2 separate regions of the Homo sapiens genome follow, and region 1 is linked to region 2. Evidence: chromatin contacts called from ENCODE Hi-C or POLR2A ChIA-PET data. All regions are on one chromosome and are shown on one strand. The core of a region is the stretch at or near the end of the contact, and the rest is flanking DNA. Distances in the headings are between cores, read along the strand shown. Region 1 has its middle 76 kb from the start of MIR8079. Region 2 has its middle 31 kb from the start of NRAD1.

Region 1 (3,519 bases), core at 414-2,913, 220 kb after region 2:
AATAAATAAAAAAGGAATTCTGGTCTCCAAATTCTCTGCTCCTTCCTCTACCTCCGAACTGTCTTTCCATGGGGCTCTATTCCATTGTCATTTGACTACCAAAAACATCATCCTCCAGAATCAGGATGACCGCACAGCATCAAATATGTGCCTACTGTGTCCCAGGCACTGTCCTCACATTGAGAATACAAAAGGCAATGAAAGAACCCCTTATGGGGGTCAAAGATCAGTGGGGGAGGCAGACTCGTGAACAGATAATTTGCTGTAAGCAACTAGTGCTGTAATCGAGGCATGCACGAGTACTCTGGAAATTCAAAGTCAGGGAGATTCACTCCACCTGCCCGGGAAGAGGGTGGAGGTGATGGGGCTCCAGGAGGCTTCAGTGGTGGTACTGACGCTTTCCACAATATTACCCAAACTTGGGAATCAGCTTACACACGACGCAAAAGCCCAGAGAACAAAAATAGTTTTACCTCCCGCAGTTTAGTGAGAGTCATGGAAATTACAAGTGCAAAAAAGCACAAAAGAGAGTGATCAGCTATACTGCTGACTTTTTCCTACTTTTGACAACTTAAATGAAATTGTCCTGAGTCATACTTACTACAACCTTTGACATTTCTTAGACTTTTAACAGGTACAAATCCTCAGCAGCCATGTTGTTTATCTAAATTCAGCCCAGAGTCTGTGTCATGGTTGCCATTATATCCTGTGCAAGGAACATGAAAGGGCCAAATTTAGTAGCAGATGATGAGTGTCAGGTCCAGGAGTTTCCGAGAAGCTTATGAAATCCTCTGTCTTGTTTACACTACATTAAAATCTCCCTTCCCCAAGCCCGTCCTTCTCCGAAGGCTGAGGTGCTTATCCTGGAGCCACTACTTCCTGCAGCTTGAAGATGAGTAAACCATACCCGCCTGCCCCAGGGGTACCCTCTGGGATTCTGGGCAGCTCAGGGAATCTGCCCTGCTGGCATCATCATTTCCCTGAACCAAGTTCCCAAAACAACACAGTAATGACAGAAGAAAACCAAAGTGGCATAGATGGTACAGGTATACATAGCACCTGGCCCTGGGTTATCTTAAGCAGGTGGTCTTCCACGTAAATCCAGGGGACAGACAGACACAAGAGAGTTACAGACTAGCCCTTGTCTAAGGTTGGGTGCATTTTCCTAATGGGATACCACATGCCTGGTTACAGCAACCTAAGGAGAATGACTGAATTGTTCTGAGCTCAGGAAGAAACATTAAAAAGCTGGCTGCAGTTTGTTACATCCCTAACTTGTCCAGATATTAATATTTTAAACAGCAGGACTGACAATCCTCTTGATCTCTTGATACTCATCTATTAACAAAGTAATTTTTCCCCTGTGGCACTCAAAAAAATCTTTGCGTTTGAATTTTTTTAAAAGTCATGGCTCACAAATATTTTGTAACATTTGCACCCCGTTCTCTAGAAGGGATCACTCCCTTGTTCTCACTGTTTTACTGGCCTCCTGAGTGCTATGCCCACATACAGCAGTAATCTAATTTCCATCTGGTCAACCTCCAGGAGCTATTTTGAGTCTGGCCTGAATTTAGTCCACTTTTCCTGCCAGTGCAGACTCAGGCCCTCTACTCTCCTGGGGCTCTTTTCTCTAAAGAAGCTTTTGAAAAATACAGGCTTCCTACAGGGCCAGGGTCACTGCCCATCTCAGCTTGGAGTGGTGCCAGGAGATGCTAAGTACTACCCTACTTGCCACTGGGGAAAGACAGGAAAGGCAGGAGCTGGCCTTCCCATCCTCAGCTCTCACGGTTCTTGTCTCTCTCCCTGGCTCTGCCCCCAGCCATTTGCTCAATCCTGCAGGATGCTGAGTGCACCCTGCTAAGTGTCTGATCCTTTGCTCCCATTTGACCCTGTGCCTGGAGTGTACTTGCAGTTGTCTAGCTAACTCCTGCTGGCCTCTTCCTCATCCCCAAGATGGCTCAGGTACTCCTCATTGGTTTTTCTTTAGCCTCTGCCACATCAGGGCATCCACCTCACCATCTAGAACCAGCCCTTTTACTTGTCTGTCTCCCACCCCTTCATGCTAGACTGTGATCTCCCTGAAAGTGACACTGTGCTCTGTTATCCCTCGCATCCTAAGTACCAGACACATAGAAGACGTCCCATATACTTTTGCTGAATTGAATTCAATTGCCCTAGAAAAGAAAAGTGCCTAGAGGAAATGATTAAAAAAAAAAAAAAAAAAAAAGGAGGATTGGAAGAAGTGAAAAGAAAAAAAAAAGCATTTGGTGGAAAGTCAGAGGGCACCTCCAAACACTGCCTCAACTGTCATGCTTGACTTTGTAAGTGGACTAACACCAAGCTGATGATGAATCAGTCGGAAACGATGATGCTATCTCCAACCCCTACTGCCTAGAGAAAGGGTTTCCAAGTCCAGTACCTCCAGGGGCAAGTAGGCAACCTCACTGTGAGGAAGTCAGCCAGATATGAAACAGCAGGGAGTGATGGAATCATGGAAACCCTGTGCAGAGAGCCTCCTAGACCAAAACATTCAAATTCAAATCCAAATGCAGGCAAAGCCAGCCTGAGGTCCCGATTCATGCTCTGCTGGCCAGATCTAGAAGGATAGTGCTCTGCATTGCAAAAAGTACCTCTAGCCTGGAACAGGACCTGTCCTCTTTGATTTTTCTACATTTCACAGGTTTAAATTAAGTACACTCAAAGGTGTTATTTGTAGCAATATCCTAACTACATTGAACTACCATTTAACATGCTGTTTCTACGGGAAACATGTATTGCAAGTTCTAACTCTAAGTGCTAGGAGTGTCCCAGCATCCATCCCATCTTTGGTGATGACAGCATCCATGGAATCAACATCTGAGGTACAGAACGTCACTGGGGAGGCCAGGAGAAAGCTCCTGGGTGCAGATAGCTTGTGATGGCTCCATATCTCTGTATATATCTCAACACGACCCTCACACTCGATACTCCAGGCATGTCCACCTATCTACAGAGGGCCCGCCATCCTCATTTCTTCACCACTGCTGTGTGCCATGCTACATCCTCTGCCTCACCTTCACCCAGCTGCTTGTTTTTATCCTGTGGGCCACTTCTTTTCCTAACCTCTTCCCCGCTCTGTTGTCTGACACTCCAAAGCCACCAGAGCATGTTGTACTTTCCCCAGTGTGGTGCTTCTCCACACTGGATTGTGACTGTCATTTGTGGTCAGCATCTCCCCCAGACTGGTAGGAGGAGGAGAGGGTCGGACTCTTCACAGCAGTATCCCCAACACCTGACTGGTGTCACATGCTTCGTGGCCAGCATTGAATGAATGAGCAAATGTATTAACAAAAAATTGAAGGAATGAAGAGATAAAGCAACTTTTTGCGCTAAATCACTGGTATTCTCAAATGGGTCACATGACACACTGTCCTCTCAAGGGACAGAGACAAAGCTTGCATCTGAAACTCCCCATACCTGCACATTCATTGCTCAGTTAACCTTCACAATAACCAACATGAGGTATTTCTTTTACAACAA
Region 2 (3,149 bases), core at 344-2,843:
CAGGAGAATCATTTGAACCTGGGAGGCAGAGGTTGCAGTGAGCTGAGATCGCGCCACTGCACACCAACCTAGGTGACAGGGTGAGCCTCTGTCTCAGAAAACAAACAAACAAAAAAAACAGAATTGCATTCTGTACTCCTATCCAGTGTTATTTTGAGGATAAACTCTTAAAATTTATCTCACAGGGTAAAGTGTGTAAGAAAATTAAAAGGGGTAGTCAGGGACCTGAGGGCCATCAGCCAACACAAAGAAGAGTCTGAATTCTTAGAGCTGGTGAATGTTTAACATCTTGGCATTGTTCAGGGTTGCCCAAGTTTATTTAGTAAGTTCTTAAATAAATGGAGAAGAATGTTTTATTACTCTCATATAAATGGATTTAAAAGAGAGATCTAAAAAAGACAGTTTGTTTCAGCCAGAAAACAACTTCATTCATATTCTCATTGGTATTTCTCTCATCCATATCTAAAAACCAAAGCACTTCTCATGGATTTACATAGTCTGTCTTTTGAGATAAATGGTCATTAGATGACAATTTAGAGAGAAAAGGAGTGAGGTGAAAGAGATTGTTTTGAGAGTATCCTTTTTAGGCAATAACATGCATACTAGGAATGAAAAATTAATTTTAAGACAGTGGTTTTAAGATTTCTTAATCCATATTTGAGTAGTATATTTTAGGAAGTATATACACACATATGATATTTTACTGCACAGCCTCTGGGTTTTCTGAGGCCCTGGCTTAACCCTTTTCTAGTTGCCATGGCTACGAGGACACAAATACAACATCCATACCATGAGCTGGATCTATGAGGAAGAATTTCCAACTGTATACATAGTATGTGTATTTGACCCAAGCTTTTCAGAAAGAATTTGACACAATTTTAAATGTAGTAAATTGTCTGTGTGAGTCATACAATGGAAATAGCGTATGCAGCTAGGAAAATGTAGTCTCATAAATGAACCAAGGGGAAAATAACATTGGAACCCCGTTCTCTCTAAAACCTCCATCTTGCCTTCCCTCATCTCTTCCTGATGTAAAGAATGTCATAGAAAACTTGAAGAAAATCATTCTAAGCTTTTATTTTTTTCTTTTTAAAGTTCAAGCCTAAAATAAATGATTATTTTCAAGCAAATCATAAATCTGTAATCTGAGATACTGGTCTTGCAAAAACACTTCAACGCTTCCAATTACTGGCTGTAAACTGCTTTTCTAAAAACCCTCTTAAATGTTCACTCTGCATTCTGAAAGAAGAACACAGACTGAAATTTCATCGCCATTTGCTCTGATTCCTAACTAAGGTGCTCCTCACACAGAATCTCCAGGAAGCAGAGATGGATGGGTAGATTTTACAATGGAGAGAGGACCGGTCCACTCTCAAAGTTCCATCCTGGACATTGAATAGCATCTTGGGAGGAACCAAAATGGGATCCCACTCTGGGTAAGACATGATAACACCAGCAGTGAGATTCCTGTGGATAGGGGAGTTTTCTTGGGCAGGGGTGAAGAGATACAGAAGAAAAGCAGGGAAGTGTGAATGCTAGGGATACAAAGAGAAGCCCCGGCAGGGAGCCTCACACAGATGCTTAATAAATGCTTTTTGATTTGACTGAATGATCAAAGTGTGGTGTTAGCGTCAAGCAGTCTTAGCACCATCGCATATAAATGCCTTTGGCAATCCACATGTCGGTTTATCTGGGGGCGGGGGTCAGGCTGTCGGAAGGGATGCTGTGCCCTTGCTTGATGTGAGTGGGCAGCCAGGGCCAGCCGTGGGAAGGGATTGAATCGTGGCGTCCTGTTCTTGCAACAGCCACATTCCTCATCGGAAGCTTGTACTGAGTGTTTGTCCTGCAAGCAGGAGCAGTCTGGGTGCATTTTTGAGATTCTGTGGGAGTTGCTGCAACTCAGACCCTCGGTTTTCTGATGTCCAAAAGAAGGGCGATAGTAAACAAGTAATAAGTAATAGTATTTGTTTATGTACATAACTTAACTCATAAAATCGTGCGATGATTTTAAAAAAAAGCTTTAAACAGCAGATATAAAAAGATAAGGTCCTTTTCATCAGAGGGTCCTGCTAGAATCTTTTCAGGAGGTAGGAGGCGGCATAGCTGAGTGGAAAGAATGTTGACCTGATGGGCCAGAGAAACAAATTCATTTCCCAGTTGAGCATAAACAGTTGTGAGACCTTGAGCCTCTCAGCCTTTCTGGGTTCCAACTTTCTCATCTGCAAATTTAAGGTGCTGGTCTAGAAGATCTTCCACTTCATGTTTTATTATCCTACAGAGAATTAAGAAAGGAATTGAGAGCCTAGTTTCCCTGGGGAGGTCAGTTTTACTTCTGAGGCCCTCAGATAGCCCTCTAGACGTCTGGCTAAAGGACAGAGGCATTTACATTCACATTTTCAGGTTGTATTTGGGAAATCGGACTAAGGAACAATACATTTCACATGCTCAGAAGCACAACCCCAGGTTAAGAAGGAGAGGAAGGCACTGCCTTACAGCAAACATCCACCTTATCTCGACCCCTAACCTCTCCTGGCCACATACCCCTGTCTAGATGAGCCACTCGGGATGGCCAGTGACCAAATAGCATGTGCAAAAGGAGTGGGGACTGGTGGGTAGTGGGGAGGAGAAAGAGAGAAAAGACTTTTCTGGACCCGTGGTAAATATGATTTCCTTGGTACTGAATGGAAAAGAATAAGCACTGCTTTTGATTACTCAAGTCCAACTTTCAAGAGTTTCAACAACTTCAGTGGGAAAAAGTATGCATATGTGTGTATGTATGTAATGTATGTATATATGTGTGTATATGCATATACATGCACAGACATATGTATACACAACACATAAATACATATGTGTGCAAAGCATATATATATACACATACACCTGTATGTTTATAAATTTATATTAAAAATCTTAGGAATGGCCTCATCTTCTCACCAGTGGTCTCTTCTCTCTGTTTCTACATCTTAGTCTCTCCCCATAAGACATATACCCAGTGAAATTCAGACTGAAATGTACAGAACTCTCTTCTAGATATTCTTCTTGGTGCAAACACTCCCTCGGTCCATATCCCTGTCCTTGTGCCCCCATCATCATAAAAAACAGGGACAGAATTTGAGAATTCTAACAGTTTGGGAAACTGTAAATGC

The links. A loop is a pair of places that touch in the nucleus more often than their neighbours do. ChIA-PET counts read pairs that join two places held with the same protein, here RNA polymerase II (POLR2A). Pooled maps may share reads with other maps.
Region 1: a map of vagina shows a loop between it and region 2 (4-fold over the local background). The contact joins two enhancer-like sites. A Hi-C loop is called at or near these places in 2 of 168 maps with a recorded cell type or tissue (Caco-2 and vagina) and 5 of 50 pooled maps. POLR2A ChIA-PET finds 5 or more read pairs at or near these places in 3 of 52 experiments (CD4-positive, alpha-beta T cell, T-cell and activated T-cell).

Annotation. Positions count from the first base shown.
Region 1 is chr13:44,270,453-44,273,971 of GRCh38, forward strand. No RefSeq gene overlaps it. Among named protein-coding and RNA genes, the nearest start is that of MIR8079, 76 kb to the left of the region's middle. Within about 2 kb of position 1,664, at least 14 of the 41 ENCODE cell types and tissues checked have a DNase peak (open chromatin) inside an H3K27ac peak, as active enhancers do.
Region 2 is chr13:44,051,301-44,054,449 of GRCh38, forward strand. No RefSeq gene overlaps it. Among named protein-coding and RNA genes, the nearest start is that of NRAD1, 31 kb to the left of the region's middle. Within about 2 kb of position 1,594, at least 14 of the 41 ENCODE cell types and tissues checked have a DNase peak (open chromatin) inside an H3K27ac peak, as active enhancers do.